Regions from separate parts of the Homo sapiens genome. Here region 1 is linked to region 2. Evidence: read pairs that join two places in POLR2A ChIA-PET (ENCODE). Cell type or tissue: MCF 10A. All regions are shown on one strand. Each heading gives the region's core, and the rest is flanking DNA. Links, peaks and the distances in the headings are about the cores only. Region 1 holds the start of SDR9C7 (short chain dehydrogenase/reductase family 9C member 7). Region 2 holds the start of PRIM1 (DNA primase subunit 1).

Evidence for each region. Peaks named below come from ENCODE experiments on the same cell type or tissue, not always from the same donor. Only the 100,000 strongest peaks of a DNase experiment are listed, where the experiment ranks them.
Region 1: POLR2A ChIA-PET joins it to region 2 with 5 read pairs; 3 of 35 experiments call an interaction of 5 or more read pairs at or near these places.

The regions. Positions count from the first base shown.
Region 1 is chr12:56,927,444-56,937,303 of GRCh38, forward strand. It overlaps SDR9C7 (short chain dehydrogenase/reductase family 9C member 7), which reads right to left and starts at 6,965. Exons shown (of 4, transcript NM_148897.3): 1 at 6,518-6,965; 2 at 2,783-3,041; 3 at 1,947-2,110. The coding sequence starts at 6,818. In MCF 10A, for the core only: no CTCF peak of the experiment used is centred there; a DNase peak (open chromatin) is centred at 4,128.
Region 2 is chr12:56,751,896-56,760,748 of GRCh38, forward strand. It overlaps PRIM1 (DNA primase subunit 1), which reads right to left and starts at 428. Exons shown (of 13, transcript NM_000946.3): 1 at 301-428. The coding sequence starts at 403. RefSeq lists a silencer at 70-364. In MCF 10A, for the core only: CTCF peaks have their summits at 608 and 5,798 (motif pointing right); DNase peaks (open chromatin) are centred at 476 and 5,796.

The sequences.
Region 1 (9,860 bases), core at 942-8,941, 180 kb after region 2:
TTCTCTCCTTGTTCCCAACAGCTGCAGATTTCCCTCTGGGGACCTATGCCTCCCCCACACTGTGTCCATTGGTCTGGGCAGAGCACACAGCCCAGCCTGAGCCAATCACACCTTCACATTCCCCTGGGCGCAGTGATTGGTTTAGGGTTGGGTGCATCTTGTGGTCCCCCATGACGCGGTCACCATAAGGTCCTCCAAGTCGGAGTGTACATTAGGACTTTTGGGAGAGGTACTGGAAATAACTCTCCTATTTTCCCAGCAGACCTCACCCTAGGTGGAGGTGAAGAGAGGCTGCAGCAATGTGGCTCCCACAGGGGAGAGAGCTTAGAGACTGGAGTCAGTGCAAAAGAAGCAGAGCCAAGAAATGGGTGGAACCAGGTCCTAGCAACATCATTTGCAGTCTGGGTCAGGTTGTACCTGAAGCTTATCTTGCTCAACTTTTTAGTCAGGTGAGGCAAGAAATTCCTTTTCTGCTTAAATAATTTGCATTGGATCTTCTGTCACTGAGTAAGTCCCAACTAGTGTAAATCCTTAGACATTTTCTTCTCACAGAATCCTAACATGTCTAGCACTAAAAGATGAATTTATCTAAGGAGTACTCCAAACATTTTTCCCTGAGACTTCCCTAAATCAATGAATGAAGACACCTCCATTCACCATGTTCTTCAAGCTGTAAAGCTAACACTCACCCTTGATAGCTTCCTCTCCCTCACCCCTTAATCCTCAGTGTGCTTTGATGCTCTAATTTATTCCGTATACCCCAGCTACCTCCCATTGCTTCCCACCTGCTGGTTTCTTTAAAGTTCCTCAAATGGAGTTTTCTGCCTCAGAGCCTTCCTGCAGAAAAAAAGTCCCTACGCATCCCCTCTTTCCCCTTCCCAGCAACACCTAACTCTTATTCCTCCTCAAAGTCAACTCAGAAGCTCTCCCCTTCACCATAGTCTGAATTGGGACCGCAACTTCCTGCTCCATTCTTCTTTCACAACCCTGTTTCTCCTCTGTAGCACTTATCCACATCTACCATAAACACATGTGTTTTGATTTATGTTTGTCTCCCCTACTGGGCCATAAGCTACAGGCAGTGAAGGGCAGGCATACTGCTGTGTCCGCTCCAGCTCTCCAGCCCCACACAGGCTTGGGACATGGCAGCCTTGCATGCTTTGTATTACTGATTCAAAACAAAAACAAAAAACAAAAATGCAATAAAGTGTGTATGTATTAAGTGAAAAAAATGGCTGACTTGGCTTTGTGCTCTGTTGACGTACGACATCCAGCAGACAACTTTCGTGGCAGAAAGTTTTGGGGCAGCAGGGTAAACAGCTGCCGTGTCCCACCTCTACCCTCCAAAAACACCTATGATTCACAGGAGACCCTCAGCTCAGGGAAAGAAAGAGAGTTGCCTAGAGACCCTCCCTTTTAAATCCCCATGTGCTCATTTTCTTCTTTATTAACAAGCACTCAGAATGTGCAAAGTACTTCACACATACTAACCCTCATAACAACCCCATGAGGGAGGCACTATCTTTAGCTCCATTTTGTAAATAAGAAAACTGAGGCATGGGAAAACTAGGTAATAGGTCCAAAGTCTCCTAGCTGGTAAGTAGTAGAGCCAGGATTTGAACCCAGGCAGTCCGGCTCCAGCAGCCATGCCCTTGATCTCTTTGCTGTATTTATCTCAGTGCATTTTCACCTGATTCCCCTGCATCATGATGCTGTGGGGGCAGGTGCCAGGAGTGGGCTGAATTGCCCTTAACTCCCCGGGCTGCTCCAGAAGTGATGATTCTGCCACTTGCTCTCTATTCTCAAACCCCAGCTGTGCCACTATGTGACCTTGGGTCCTGAACTCCTCTGCATTTTGTCTCACCATCTGTAAACGGAAAGCCAGCTAATGACCCCAAGACCCACTCGCCCCCCTCAGAGACCCCTCTCCTGCCCCAGGAACTTACAGATGCGGAAATAATCCTCTCCGTAGCTGTCCCGGGTCTCCTGAGGCAGCCTCTCCCAAAGCTTTCGCATGCGTGACTCCAGGTTCTCCTTGCCGAGAATGGCTGTCCGATAGTTCCCTGGCTCAATGATGCAGACTTTCACCCCAAAGTAGTAGAGCTCACGCCTGGGAAAGAAGAGTTGCAGTCAGTCTGGGCCCCAAGATGACAATCATCACGGAGAGTCACCTCTGGATGGGCTGGTCTTTCAGGAACCTAGAGATGCTTCTCTCACCCCTGTACTTGGCCCTGGCATTGCCTTTGTGCAAATAAGCCCTTCCTTAGGGACTCAGCCCTTTCCAAAACTGGCCCAACAGTCTCTGGGCAATTTGCATTAGGCACAACCAGCGGGAAGAAGTCAATAGAGAATCTAGGCCAAAGCCTTGCCTCCCACCAGGTCCCTCCCATTAGCAACCCCTCACTCAACACCCACACGGTGAATGGTGTGGATATACACAAGGCCTGCACGCTCCTCTAAGGACCTCCCAGAGGGGACCTGTGCCTCCAGGCCTGTCTGTCTGTTTGGGGGACTCTCCCTCCTCTCACAGGCCCAAACAGGGTTTCACTCACCCTGGTGCCGCTCAAGGGAAGGCCCACCTGATGCCTTGTATTTCCACCCTACCTCTTCTCCTCATCCCTGCTCTTGGTCCTTGGAGAAAGCACCTTGAGGTCTAACCTTCCTTCTGCTATTGTGTTAGCTTCCTGTCTGCGGAATTCCCCTGCCCACATGCTGTCACTCCCAACCCTCTCTAATCTCTGGGATTTTCACCCAGAATTGTTCAGTACCAGGGCCCAGTTACCTTATGCTGTCAGAGAAGGCCTCAACGCCAAACTTGGAGACGCAGTAGCCACCACCAATGACAGCCACACGACCACCAGAGCTGGACATGTTGACAACCCTGCCCCGGGCTCTCTTGACCATGGGCAGCATGTGAAGGGTCACTTCGATCAGTCCCACCAGGTTCACATTAATCACCTTCACAAAGTCATCCTTGGTCAGCCATTCGTTGGGACCACTGGGCAGGCCCACACCAGCATTGTTCACCAGGGCCCAGAGGCCTGGGGGTGAGATGAACCACACAGAAATCATCAGTGGGCCTGGGAAAGAACCAAGTTCTGCTCCCCACCGGCTCAGTGCCCTCAAGGATGGTTGAGCAGGTGCACAAGACATAACTCGGTCAGGCTATAACATAAAAGGAAGGTGTGTCTTTTACTAACTCGTTTTCCCTGAAGGGACACTTTTTCCTGATTCACATAAAGTCTGCCGGCTAGCTGGCGCTCTGTACTAGCTACAATCGAGGTGTTAGGTGACAGCATTTCAGCTATCAGCTTTGGGATAAGAGTTTCATTTTCATACCAATGAATTAATGTTTAGATCCCTTCCCCATCATACTTCTCCCTCTCTATTCACTTAAGTATAACCAACTGCATTTCACATACTACCAAAATCAATCCATTCATTCATTCATCTTCACACATTTATTCATGCATTTATCTAGTCTGTGACAATTACAGGGTGAAGGAGGCCAGGTGCAGTGACTCACACTTGTAATCACAACCCTTTGAGAGGCTGAGGTGGGAGGATCACTTGAGGCCAGGAGTTTGAGACCAGCCTGAGCAACAGAGTAAGACCCCTGTCTCTACAAAAAAAGAAAAAAAATTAGTCAGGCGTGGTGGTATGTGCCTGTAGTTCTAGCTACTTGGGAGGCTGAGGTGGGAGAATCACTTGAGCCCGGGTTACAGGTTACCTTGTTCGAGGTTACAGTGAGCTATAATGGTGCCATTGCACTCCAGCCTGGGTGACAGAGTGAGACTCTGTCTCTAAAAATAAAATGAAATAAAACGATATAAAATAAAATAAAGTAAAATACAGGGCAAAGGAGACATAAAATGAACAACACAGCATCTTATCCCTCAAGGAACTCACAAGCCTAGAAGGAAATAATAATATTTATAAATAAATATATAAAATATTTAAATAAAATAATTATGGAAAATGTGATGAGGACTATCCTTGAGATATTTCAATTAGGTTGGTACAAATGGAAAGAAATAATGCTAAGTGTTGTCATTCAACTCTGCAGGGGCCCAGGGTTGAAGAGCTTCAGGTCCAGTCCTGGTTTTACCTCCAGCCTTGAACAAGTCACTTCCCTCTCTGGGCCTCAGGCTCTTCATCAGATTAGACTAAAACAGTTGTTTCCAGGCTGTATTTTGCAAGCCTTCTAGGGGGAGGAAAATGCAGGAGAAGCTCTCCTTTCATTTGTTTTACATATTGGGGTTCTACTGTAAACCCCTCTAAACACTCCTCAAGGACCCCTTCCAGCTCCTTCATGCAAGGATTCCCCAAGTCCTACTGCCTGGTGATTCGCACCACAGCCCCAGCCTCAGCAGCCCCAAGATACTCTGCAGGCGCATCCCACTGTCTCCTGAGGGCAGGTCTCAACACAAACATAAATCCTAGTCCACCCCTCCCTCTAGGGCTGGGGTCCCCACCCAAGCCATGCCCCTACCCAGTCTCCCTGCCTTTCTCCATTCAGGAGCAATGAGAAAGCATGAAAGAACTTCCTCTCCCATCCCCCTACCCACCCCAGTTCCCAGTGTTTCTTAGACCAGGATATTGCCAAGTGGCTTAGGCAAAATAATGGTCCCCCAAAGATGTCCCCATCCTCATTATCTCTGGAACCTGTGAATCTGCTGGATTACATGGGAAAGGGGAATTAAGGTTGCAGGTGGAATGGAGGTTGCTAATTAATTGTCCTTAAAGTTAGGGAGGAAGCTAACACGGGAAATTATCCTGGATTAACCTGGTGAGCCCAATATAATCACAAGTCCTAAGTGGAAAGAGGCAGAAACCGGAGAATCAGAGAGCTTGAGAAAAGTGTGAAAAAGACTGGGCCCAACCTTGCGGGCCTTGAAGATGGAGGTAGCAGGCCAGGAGCCAGGGGATGCCAGCTGCCTCTGGAAGCTGGAAAAGTCGATGAGACGGATTCTCCTCTACAGCCTCTAGAAGGAACACAGCTCTGCTGACTTTGATTTTAGATCAGTGAGGCCTATTTTAGACATTACTCCTCCACAACTACAAGATAATATGTTTGTATTGTCTTCAGACCCCACAGTTGTGTTATTTGTTACAATAGCAACAGGAAACTCACATGCTAAGTGAGGTATTAAGGCAAGTGGCTCAAGGCTGAATGTAGGGAACTGGCTGAGACAGCCTGCTGAAGACAGAGGCTCACTCTTGCTGAATTATTAATTAATTAGCTCACTCAAATCTATTTATTCAGTACCTTACTAGGTGCCAGACATTATTCTAGGTACTAAGGATGTACAGTAAATAAAAGGGACAAAAATCCTTGTCCCCAGGAAGCTTTATTCTAGCAGAGGAAACAGACAATAAATAAGTAAAATCTATTGTACATTGACTAGTGATAAGTGCTAAGGAGAAGAATCAAGCAGGGAGTTACTGTCTAGATCCCCCTGGCTCCAGGGCTCTGTTGCCCTGACCTGCGCATGGGCTCCAGACTAGTTCCTTTAGGAGGGAGGACTTCCTCTAGTCTGCTGCTTCTGCAACTCAGCCATCCTGTTCCTCCTGTTCCTGGGCCCACACCCTGTGTGCTGGAAGTGCATGAGGCAGGTCCCCACACAGTCCTGGGCCAGCCCCAGTCCACAGCTTCCTTTCCCAATAGGAGCAGCCACTGTGACATACATACTTGCCCTGAAGTCAAATCAACACCCACCATGATGTCAAGAAGAGACCAGATCTCTTTCTCCCCTGCCTGACATAGTCAAGGAGACAAACTGCACCCACTCATGGGATCCAGCCTCCTGTCTCATTCCCCCTCCCCCATCCTGATCCCAACAAGAAATGTGTTTGTATTTCCCCAGGAGCTGATGGTTAGGACTGCTGAAACATCAGAGAGGCACATCCTTTTTTTTTCTTTTTTTTCTTTTTGAGAGGGATTCTTGCTCTGTCACGAGGCTGGAGTGCAGTGGCGCAATCTTGGCTCACTGCAACCTCCGCCTCCCGGGTTCAAGTGATTCTCCTGCCTCAGCCTCCTGAGTAGCTGGGACTACAGGCACGTGCCACCACACCCAGGTAATTTTTATACTTTTTAGTAGAGATGGGGTTTCACCATGTTGGCCGGGATGGTCTCGATCTCTTGACCTCATGATCCTCCCACTTCGGCCTTCCAAAGTGCTGGGCTCATAGGCGTGAGCCACCACGCCCAGCCAGGCACGTCCATTTTTAGAGGTTTGGACACACAGAACACATCTTCCCCCCTCGCTTCCTATTGAGACCTCTTTCCCGTTTCTCTGAGTTTCCAGGACAGAAAACTTCCTTGGGAAATCACCCCTTCATGTGAACAGGCCAAACCATGCAGTGGCTTCCAATCAGATTGAGGCAGGGGCCTTTCCCTACATCACCCCTCCCACCCAATCTGGACATCAGGGTCTCTGATACTGTCAGATGCTTCGGGAGAGAGGAAGAGGAAGAAGGAGAAACCAAGAAAGCCAAAGAATGTAATTCGCCCCACCTTGTTCGCCCACTTTGTCCCTCACCCACTGGGCCGCCGCCTTGATGCTTTCGCTCTTGGTGACATCCAGTAGGGTGGTCTGCAGCCGATAGGAGGTATCCCGCTGAAGTTTCTGGGATCCCTCCTCAGTGAAGCAAGCAGCCAGCACCTGCATGCCCCGATCAACCAGCTGTTTGGCCAGCAGGTTCCCGAAGCCAGAGTCACAGCCTGTGATGAAGACGTACTTCTCTGAGAGGTTGCCAACCAGATTGCAGTTCTTGAACCAGCGATACATAAATGAGAGGTCTGTGAGGGCCGCCATAGGGCAAGGGGAATGTGATGGCCAAGAGGGACTGGGCTCAGGAGACAGCAGGGAAGAAGCTGGTCCTCTGAGCCCTAGCAGGCAGTCTGCAGGAAACCACCTGGAAGAAGAACTCTCCTTCCTCCCACAGCTTGCAACAAATCTAGGTCCCTGGGTGAGCCACGCTGTAATTTTTATAGGTGGATGCATCACCACAGCAATTAGCCCAGATGCAAGAAATTCAAGTCCAACCTGAAGCCTTGTCACCTCTGACAGCCCTGGTAGCTGCCTCCCTCTCTCCCCCTGCCCTGATGGGTAAAGCTGCCAAGAATTGGAAATAATCCACTTGTAATGTTGGTGATGAGTGGTGGCTCACCCAGGCGGTGTAAGGCAGGCAAATGAAAGATGAGGACTCACCCCAGACAGCTCCCCTAGAAATCCTGTCCCCACCCTGCCCCCAACCCAGCCTGGGGATTTTGGTCTCCAGGGATCAAAATCATTTGTCGTGAGTGCAGGTATGTAAATAAGTTTATTTTCAGGGAAAATACTCAAGACAAATTTATTAATGTAAAACAAACAACATTGGTTCTGTACCTTCCAAACCCCAAGAGAAACAAGTCGCAGGTCATCAGCTCTCTGGAATTCTTAGGTAAGTCTCCATCATGAGAGAGGATGAAAAGCAATGGATTTCTCCTAGGGTGGATGTACCTCCATTGTCCTGAGGCTAGAGGCAGCAGGGCCCTCCTATAGGGGAGGCTGGCATGTGAAGCTTAGCCACCAGAAAGCAGAAAGACCTGGGGGACTCAGGCCTGACACCCTGTGGGGGTCATACTCAGGTCACCAGTAAGCAGCCCTGGGCAAGATGATGAGGAGGGATCATGAGTTCACTGGGCAGCTGAGGGAATTGTCTGGGCAGAGGCCTTGACTGTAAGAGGGGATGAGATATAGGAGGAGCAGAGAACTGGGGCCAGAGACATAGAAAATTCTCAGGGTCGGGACTTGGAGGAGAAACAGAGATTCTAGGCAATTTAGCAAATAATTTACAGAAAGCTAAGAGGTAAGGTGGTAAAGGAAAGGAAATAAGGAAACCAGAGGTGTGAGTAGTGAGGGGCCACACCCAGAATTGCATAAGATGCAGGGAATGATGCTGGAGCCTCTGTGGTTCTTTGGATCAACATCTAGGGTCACCATTCCTTGGGATGAGCCTGGTCCTAGCTCACACCTTCATGGCTTAGCGAGTCTGACACAGAAATGGGACCACAAAGTTCTCTAGTGTGAAGGGACAAAGGATGTATCTCTGTGATCCACCATTTGCCAAGTCTGACCAGCGTGGAATCACATAAAGCAGGTGTCACCCTGGGAAAGCCCCGCAGGGTTTGGCCGTTCCTTAACAAAGTAGGGGAGGGGGCCAGATTATGAACCCACCCCCAAAGAGCAGACCTAAAGCTTATAGGGGATGGAGGTGGGAAATGGTAGAAAGCAAACCACACCTACTTCATAACCAACCTGAGGCAGAGCACCTCCTATGCGGGATCTGGGAACAATCTCCCAGTCTCTGTCTGCCTCCTGGGTGAATGAACAGAGAAGTCTTGGCTGAAACAGGTCAGACCATGTCACTCAAGACTGAGCAGGTCCGGGGCATTGGGTATCCCAGTCCTTGAGGACACAGGTGAGGTCCAGGAGTTGGGTCTGACTTAGCATAAGGATAACTCAGAACTGCCCCAGCACAGGCCTGGGCCTGACTCAGCACCTCCTGGGCCTCTATGCTGGCAGTGTTCCCCTGGCCTCAAACTAAACACACAGTCCATGAGGGTGGGGGGTGTGAGGGAGGTAGGACCACATAGAAGGCTCTTCTTCCCAGGGCTAGAAATGCCTCCCTCTCTCAGATGACAGCATTCCTTGCCAAGCTGGCCCCTAAGGTCTGATAGGTCAGGTTGGTAGCTGCACTCCCCATCCCCACCCCATGCACACAGGTATCTCAGAGGAGAGGAGCCCTCTCCTCTGCCAGGCCATTTCCCTCCAGTGGGAGAGCATAGACTGCTGAGGTCCAAGACACACCCTGATGAGGTAGACAGGAGGAAGAGCAGGTGTGGGCTCACCCACCCCCAGTTGCTCAAGACCTTCCACAAGTGTGGATTCTTCAGGTTGACAGGTGGGCCATGAAGCTCAGAGCCCAAGGAAGTGGGATGCCATTATCTGTGATTGGGTCTCCCTTCCTAAGCAGCAAAATGTGGTTCTTTCCTCCTAATATCACCAGAGTCCTGAATAACGTCCCAGAAAAAAACTAGAACAGAGGTGAGGGAAGTGAGGTACATGACCCTGAACTTGAGAGCTCCCTCCCACCACTCTATTTCTCACCCCATGAAACAGCACCCCTCCCAAGTGCAATGATGTTAAAGTGAGGGCCGGTCACTGAGTGCTACAAAGAGGTCGCTACAAAGTGCTACAAAGAGGCCTGCCAGTGCCTTTGTGACATGTCATTGCTTCCTTGTCCCTCTGTGCACTCCTGTGACCCCAGGCTACTTGATTCACTCCTGGAAAGGAAACAATTGCCCCTCACCTTGGTGGCAGAAAGGGCTGAGACAGGGCAGGGATAATCCAACTTCTCTCTTCAATTTCCTCCTGAGTTCATCCCTCTTATCCCCAGATCCCCATGAAGGCACCTGCCTCCTCCTCCCTCTTGTTCACAGCCCATGCTCCCCTCAGACTAGAAGGCAACTTGCTGCACATGGCTGCACTTTTTAGCTTTTGCTCTAGAACTAAAGTAACCAGATGGTTTTTTGAGGGTCATGGTTTCAAGAGGGTCAAACATTGGTTCCTGTGTCCTCTGTCCGAATCCCTATTGAGAACACCACTGCCAGCCAATGGTTTTAAGAGGGTCAAACATTGGTTCCTGTGTCCTCTGTCAGAATCCCTATCGAGAACACCACTGCCAGCCAATGCCCCCAGAGCTGGCACCTGAGGTCTAGGGGTCAGGCTGATGGCTGCCCTGTCGCCCCACACCTTATCCACAGGTATATTCAGAGGAGCCCCCATCCACTTCCTCCAGGCCATTTCCATCAT
Region 2 (8,853 bases), core at 1-8,000:
TGGGCACCGCTGCAGGTAAACGGGGCACCTAATGTGAGCCTGACCACGCAGAGGTAGGAGCGGCGGCTCTGTTTTTTTTTTTTTTTTTTTTTTTTTTACAGCGTGGCCGCAGGCTGGCTTATTATATCCTCTCTCGGCCCATTTACACCTATGAAGTGGTGGGGCGGGCTCGAGAGAGCAAATGAAGGCGCGCGGCACAAAGCCTGGTGCACAGAAGGCGCTTCATATTGTCATTCTAAGGACACCCCGCCTCCAACCTCCTCACACTCCGCTCCCGAACCCATTCCTCGCCTCCATCACCTCCACCGTAGTTGAGCCAGCGATAGTACTGAGAGTAGGGAAAGAGCCTCCGGTAATAAAGTTTAAGCAGCTCGGGCAGCTCGGTGGGGTCAAACGTCTCCATTGAGCGCGGAACTCGCCACGGTAAGGATTACCACAGGAATTGGCGGGAACAGCACGGCCGGCGGCCCCGCGACTGCGCAGGCGCTTATGGCCGAGGTCGGCTGTCTGACCCGGCGGCCCGCAGTCCGCCGGGGCCGCCGGGAATTGTAGTTCCCACTTGGTGCGCGCGGGGGCTGCGGGAGACGCAGCAGTTTGCGATCTGCCCACGCGTTCGGGCACTAGGGCCACCGCTCTTGTGGGCAGAAGGCCGCGTCCATTCCAGGAAGAGGATCTTCTCCGGAAATGTGAGACCTATAGCATATTGATTTAGGTTATTAAGATGAAGTAAAAAGGATGCTCCACGTGAACTTTTTGGATGTTTTAGAAATAACACCAGTATCTTTTTTTTTTTTTTTTTGAGACAGAGTCTCGCTCTGTTGCCCAGGCTGGAGTGCAGTGGCGCGATCTCGGCTCACTGCAAGCTCCGCCTCCCGGGTTCACGCCATTCTCCTGCCTCAGCCTCCCTAGTAGCTGGGACTACAGGCGCCAGCCACCACGCCCGGCTAATTTTTTTTTATTTTTTTATTTTTTTATTTTTAGTAGAGACGGGGTTTCATCGTGTTAGCCAGGATGGTCTCGATCTCCCGACCTCGTGATCCGCCCGCCTCAGCCTCCCAAAGTGCTGGGATTACAGGTGTGAGCCACCACGCCTGGCCGACACCAGTATCTTTTAAAAACGTTTGTAGGCAGGTGCGGTGGCTCATGCTTGTAACGTCAGCACTTTGGGAGGCCAAGGCAGGAGGATCGCTTGAGGCCAGGAGTTCGAGACCGGTTGGGGCAACATTGTGAGATCTCTGTCTACACACACGCACCCACACACAACTAGCCAGATGTAGTTGCGTGCGCCTGTAGTCCCAGCTACCCTAGAGGCTGAAGGGTTGGGGGCGGGGAGTGGGGGGAGGGGGCAATCAATCTCTCGAGCTTGGGAGGTCCAGGCTGTTGTGAGCCATGATAGTGCCACTGCACTCCAGTCTGGGCAACAGAGAAAGACCGTGTCTAAAAAAAAAAAAGTTTTGGAAATTAGTTCTTCATGGAATTTCATGAATTACTAGATCCAATATGTGGAAATAAATAACCAAATGAGAAAAGCATAGGCTATTTATTCAGAGCTTACTATAGCAAGGGAGTCAGCCATCATCACTTGCATTTGACAGGACTCAAAGGCAGGCAGAGGAGTAGGAAAGCTTTATAAAAAAGGGAAGCCGTCAAGGTATTCTTTGATTGGAGGCTGTTGGCATGGAGAAGCTGTACCTGGGCTAACTAGTAGTAGGATGCGGTATGTGATTGGTTTAGGGGTGGGTGTTTGGCTTTCTTTGGTTGGACCTATGTTGGAAGCTGTTAAGGAAGCTGTAGGATACTAGTTAAGGCATTTGGGCCCATTGCTACAGGGGTTGTTGTTTGGCCTCCAGGATCATCATTAGAGATAGCAGTTTGACTTTATACAAGTCTGACTTGTAGCAAGCTTGCTTCCTGTGCTGTTTATTATAGATAAGGGGGTTGGTTTCCCCAGCAGGTTGCTGTAGATTGTGGGTCAGAGTTCTGTTTTTATATATGGTCTGGCTGCTGTTCATATATTTAGTCTCTCAAATAGAACACCCAGGTATAAGAAAATATGAATTATAGGAAGCTTGCAGAATCATGGAGAGCTTTACAAGTATGAAGGGAACCCATCTGCTATTGATGTGGAGATCTGCCAATCACTCTTACTGTGTAATGATACCTTATGGCAATTGTGGGCTAGAGTGGGCAGTCACATGAATAACATGTCACATGAAAAACATAGTTTTATTTTATTTTACTTATTTTTTTGAGACAGAGTCTCGCTGTGTCGCCCAGGTTGGAATGCAGTGGCACAATCATGGCTCACTGCAACCTTGGTCACCCAGGCTCAAGCAATTCTCATGCCTCAGCCTCCCAAATAGCTAGGATTACAGGTGTGCACTGCCACACCCAGCTAACTTTTGTATTTTTAGTAGAGACAGGGTTTCACTATGTTGGCCAGGCTGGTCTCAAACTCCTGGCCTCAAGTGATCCACCTGCTTTGGCCTCCTAAAGTGCTGGGATTACTTGTGTGAGCCACTACCTCTAGCCTTGTCTAGCACTTTTATCTTATGGAGATGGCTTCTCTCCTTAAACCTCATGAACCAACTTCTGCTGGCTTCAAACTTCTGCAGCTTTCTCACCTGTCTCAGCTTTCATATAATTAAAGAGAGTAACCTTGCTATGGGTGAGGCTTTGGCTTAAGGGAAGTTATGGCTGGTTTGATCTTCTATTCAGCACACTAAAAGTTTCTCCATATCAGCAATAAGGCTGTTTCACCTTCCTATCATTTGTGTGTTCCCTGAAGTAGCACTTGTAATTTTCTTCAGGAACTTTTCCGGGAAGGAACTTTTCCAGGCCAGGCCTGATAGCTTACACCTGTAATCCCAGCTCTTTGGGAGGCCAAGGTGGGCAGATCGCTTGAGTCAGGGAGTTCAAGACCAGTTTGGGCAACATGGCAAAACCCTGTCTCTACCAAACCAAACCAAACAAACAAAAAAGCCCAGAAAAATTAACAGGGTGTGGTGGCATGCATCTGTGGCCTCAGCTGCTCAGGAGGCTGAGGTGGGAGGATCACTTGAGTCAGACAGGCAGAGGTTGCAGTGAGCCAGTATCGTGCCATTACACTCCAGCCTGGGTGACAGAGTAACACTCTGTCTCAAATTTAAGGCCGAGTGCAGTGGCTCACGCCTGTAATGCCAGCACTTTGGGAGGCCAAGGTGGGAGGATTGCCTGAGTCCAGGAGTTTGAGACCAGCCTGGGCAACATAGCGAGACCTCATCTCTACAAAAACTACAAAAATTAGCCAGGTGTGGTGGCGCAGGCCTGTGGTGCCAGCTACTTGGGAGGCTGGGGTGGGAGGATCACCTGAGCCCAGGAGGCGGAGGGTGCAGTGAGCCAAGATTAGGGCACTGCACTCCAACCTGGGCAACAGACTGAGACCTGTCTCAAAAAAACAGAACTTTTCCTTCGTATTTACAACTTGGCTAATTGCTTGGTGCAAGGGGCCTAGGTTTTGGTCTGTCTCAGCTTTCAACATTCCTTTCTCACTAAGCTTAATCATTTCTACGTTTTGATTTAAAGTGAGAGATGTGGGGCTCTTTTTGTCACTTGAATACTTAGAGGTCATTGTAGGGTTGTTAATTGGCTTAGTTTCAATATTGTTGTGTCTTAGGGAATAGGGAGGCCTGAGGAGAGGGAGAGAGAGAGGAGAACAGCATATTGGCAGAACAGTCAGAACACACACAACATTTATTGATTAAGTTTGTCTTCTTATATAGGCACAGTTCGTTGCACCCCCAAACAATTACAATAGTACCTCAAAGATCACTGATCACGGATCACCGTAACAGATACAATAATAATGAAAAAGTTTGAAATATTGCAAGGATTACCAAAATGTGACATAGAGACATGAAGCAAACACATGCTGTTGGAAAAATTGCACTAATAGACTCACTGTATGTAGGGTTGCCACAAAGCTTCAATGTGTAAAAAATGCAATATCTTTGGAGCATAATAAAGTGAAGCACAATAAAATGAGGTATTCCTGTATATAGCTTTTGCCATGATGTCAGGTACCATTTTATGAATTTATCCCTCATGAGAACTCTATGCGGTAGTTGCCAACATCATCCCTATTTTCTTTTTCTTTTCTTTTCTTTTTTTTGAGACGGAGTCTTTTTCAGTCGCCCAGGCTGGAGTGCAGTGACGCGATCTTGGCTTACTGCAAGCTCCGTCTCCTGGGTTCACGCTATTCTCCTGCCTCAGTCTCCTGAGTGGCTGGGACTACAGGTGTCCGCCACCACGCCCGGCTAATTTTTTTTGTATTTTTTTAGTAGAGATGGGGTTTCACCATGTTAGCCAGGATGGTCTCGATCTCCTGACCTTGTGATCCACCCGCCTCAGCCTCCCAAAGTGCTGGGATTACAGGCGTGAGCCACCACGCCTAGCCTCTTTTTTTTTTTTTTTTTTTTTTTAACGCTTTTCCTGTTTGGAAGGAAAAAGTGCAGCTCGCTGCCAGCAGTCATTTAATTTTACATAAGCATGCTCTTTGAGGCTGAAACAAATCTGACTGATTTCCAATGTGAAAATAAAATATAAAAACTGTTCTTGGAGTTCTTTCTCTCTCTCTCTCTCTTTCTTTCTTTCTCTTTCTTTTTCTTTCTCTCTCTCTCTCTCTCTTTCTCTCTCTTTCTTTCTTTTGAGGTAGAGTCCCGCTCAGTCGCCCAGGCTGGAATGCAGTGGTGCAATCTCGGCTCACTGCACCCTCTGCCTCCCAGGCTCGAGCCATTCTCCTGCCTCAGCCTCCTGAGTAGCTGGGATTACAGGTGCCTGCCCACATGCCCGGCTAATTTGTGTATTTTTAGTAGAGATGGGGTTTCACCATGTTGGCCAGTCTGGTCTTGAACTCCTGACCTGAGGCGACCCACCCACCTCATCCTCCCAAAGTGCTGGGATTACAGGTGGGAGCCACTGCGCCTGGCCTCTTGGAGTTATTTCTAAACAGAACTAACATTAAAGTCATTGGAATAATTAGAATTGTGGATTAATCAAAGAATGATGTTAACATCATACATAGGAATTCAGCATTTTCTAGGATTTGACAGTTTTAATGATCAGAATTACTGTATTTTGTAAGTGGAAGTACCACTACTGAAAACAGAATGCTGTTAATAGAATGATGTCTTTTGTTTCCAAAGTCAGTAATACTAGAGCAATATGAAAATAATAAAAGCAAGATATTTCACGGCAAAGTTATCTCTGGATAAATGCTGCAGCTACAAGTGCTGCCAGCAAGTATTCTTGGGGCAAATGGGAAAAGGGTTAAATTTTAAATTTATTGTTATTTTTATTTTTTGTAGAGATGGGATCTCACCGTGTTGTCCAGGCTGGTCTCGAACTTCTGGGCTCAAGCAATCAGCCCACCTCGGGTATATTAAGTATATTCAGAGGAACGGGCCAGGCCAGGTGGCTCATGCCTGTAATCCCAGCACTTTGGGAGGCCGAGACAGGCAGATAATGAGGTCAGGAGTTTGAAACAAGCCTGGCCAGCATAGTGAAACCCCATCTCTACTAAAAATACAAAAAAATTACTAGCCGGGCGTGGTGGCATGTGCCTGTAGTCCCAGCTACTCGGGAGGCTGAGGCAGGAGAATCGCTTGAACCAGGGAGTCGGAGGTTGCAGTGAGCTGAGATGGCGCCACTGTACTGCAGACTGGCGACAGAGTGAGACTCCATTTCAAAAAAAAAAAAAAAAAAAAAAAAAGTGCTCTGGCATAGAGGCCTTTATCTCAAATGCCACTGGGAGGCAGTATCACCATTCAGTTTGTTTCCCTTTGTGATTTCATACACATAGGTGCAAACCCCTTTTTTCCTTCAGTCCTTATGCTACCTGGCTCTACCATCGTTTTTAGTCTTTTTTTGTGGTATATCTATCAGCCTCAAGTTTCTTGCCCCATGTTGTTTGCAGACTTCGACACTTGCCTCATTGATTGCCTGTCTAGTTTAAGTCCTATTGTTATTCTGGGTGTTTTTAGCATCTGAAAGGATGATCTATTCTGTAAAGGTATGGTTGATTCAGTCATTCATGAATTCATTCATTTATTCCACAAATAGTTAATGAACATATGTGTTGGGCACTGAGATGAACTGTGGGGAAAATAATTAATGACATTATTTCTGCTTCTGAGAAAGCTATATCATACTAGGGGCAATAGACACAAATAAAAAAGTGTAATGAATGAGCTGGGCATGGTGGCTCATGTCTGTAATCCTAGCATTTTGATAGGCAGAGGCAGGTGGATCACTTGAGCTCAGAAGTTTGAGACCAGCCTGGCCAACATGGCGAAACCCCATCTCTACAAAAAATACAATAATTAGTGTGGCATGGTTGCTCATGCCTGTAGTCCCAGGGAGGCTGAGGTGGATTGCTTGAGCCCAGGAGGTTGAGGCTGCAGTGAGCTGTGATTATGCCACTGTACTCCAGCCTGGTGATAGAGCAAGACCCTGTCCCCCCGCCCCAAAAAAGCGTAATGAAGTATTATAGGTGCATTTTTAACCCAACTGTCTATTTGTTTTGCCATGTTCTTAAGACATGGATAAGATTAGTACAGGGAACACAGGCACAAAAGTATAAATGGCACTTTTGGGAAGCTGCCAATAGTTTCATATGGACAGAGCCCAGACTTCAAGGGAGGGTATAGTGAGAGATGGGGCTAAGAGGTAAGCCATGGTCAGAGCATTGCCTGCCAAGTTAAGGAGTGTGGAAGTAAAAATTATTCATCATCTACTTTATTTGGTTAAAATGAAAATAAACTATTGATCCTATTAATATTTGACAAGAAGCCTTGGGAGTTAAAATCCTGTTGAAGTAAGTAAGTTGCTTGAAAACTTGGAGTACTCCTATGTTAGTTATTTTCCTTGTTAATAAAATAAAGAAGAGAAGATTAGAAAATATGTTACAGGACCAACAGGTTTGTATGCCCACTGCACAGCAACATACCAATACACTGAGACAGTAGGGTTTGCAGCAGAGAAAGAGTTTAATGATTGCAGGGCGGCTGAGCAAGGAGATGAGAGGAGATCTTCAAGTCCATCTCCCTGAGGAGTTCTGGGCTGGGGTTTTTAAGGGGATTGTGGAGAATGAGGGACTGGAAAATTGGGGTCATTGAGTGGTTGGGGTCAAAGGGATGAAGTCGTCAGGATGTGGAAACTGCATTCAGTGAGTCAGCTCCTTGTATGATCCTTCAGAACTGCTGATGTCGATGGGGTCCTTCAGATCAGCTGACCTCATTAGTTTCACTGGTGTGCAGGACCTGAAAGGATATCTCAAATGGAAACAACATTTTATAATGTTCAAGTTGTTATCTATAATAGAGCAGTTAAGGGGAACTATACTGTCTGATCTATGTGATTCTAGGACAATATGCCTAAACAACGATGAGAAAGCAGGTCAGAGAGCCGGCTGACCTAATGATTAATGCTGAATGTGTTGCAAGCTTGGTTTGTTTTCATTTCTTTCTCTCCCTGCTTTCCTGATTAATTTTCAAAGGTTCATAAGGACAGTTTCAAATATGTTCTATTGACACAGGAGCATAATAAACAAAAGGAGAATGGGGCCAAAGTCACATCTCAGTTTAAATATGATAAGCTCTGTCTCTTGTTATCATAAACTACTGAAAAGTAGCAGAGAGTTCCATCATATTTGTTTAAATGCCAGAGTTTTGGATTGATCTCACAGGAATGTTCCCTCTAACAGAGCACGTGATGATCACAAAGCCAATAAAACGTGTTCTGGGACGTTGCAATTGCTCTTTAATCTATTTGGTGCGTTTGGTATAGGAAACTGAGTATTTAAAACCTAAACTGTAAATTAACCTACCAGACTTTAGATAAGCAATCTGCCAATATAAATATTGTGTAGGTTCTCTTGTTAGCCATAAGGCTATACATGTTTTGGCTCTAGCTTTCTCCTTGCAGACTGCTTGAAATAAAGGATTGGCAGATTCACATTAAAGCACAACATTAAGCCTTGTTCCTTCATAGGAATTTGGATTTGTGTGAAGACAATGGGAAGCCATGGAAGGGTTTTTTTTTTTTTTTTCAGAGTGTCACTCTGTCACCCAGGCTGGAGTGCAGTGACGCCATCTCAGCTCAAGCGATGACCCTTGGGTTCAAGCGATTCTCATGCATCAGCCTCCCTAGTAGCTGGAATTACAGTTATGTGCCACCATTCCCAGCTAATTTTTTTGTATTGGTAGTAGAGGTGGGGTTTTGCCATGTTGGCCAGGCTGGTCTCGAACTCCTGACCTCAACTGATTCACCTGCCTTGGCCTCCCAAAGTGCTGGGATTACAGATGTGAGCTACCATTCCTGGCTCATTGAAGGGTTTTAAGCAGAGTAGAAACATAATCAGAGTTGTGTTTTGTTTGTTTGTTTGTTTATTTATGAGACAGGGTCTCTGTCATCCAAGCTGGAGTGCAGTGGCATGATCATGGCTCACTGCAGCTTCAACCTTCCCAGGCTCAGGTGATCCTCCCACCTCGGCCTCCCGAGTAGCTGGGATTATGGGCATGTGCCACCACACCCGGCTAATTTTTGTATTTTGTGTAGAGACGGGGTTTTGCAATATTGGCCAAGCTGGTCTCGAACTCCTAGGCTCAAGTGATCTTCCCACCTCGGCCTTCCAAAGTGCTGGGATTACAGGTGTGAGCCACCGCCCCCGGCCTCAGAGTTGTGTTTTATAAATAAACTCTGGAGCCCTGTAGAGGGCAAATAGGAGGGTAGAGAGAAACCAGAGGTGGAGCAATCCTAGCAGACTGTTGCCGGAAACCAGGTGAGAAATACTGATGGCCTGAGCTAAGGCAGTAA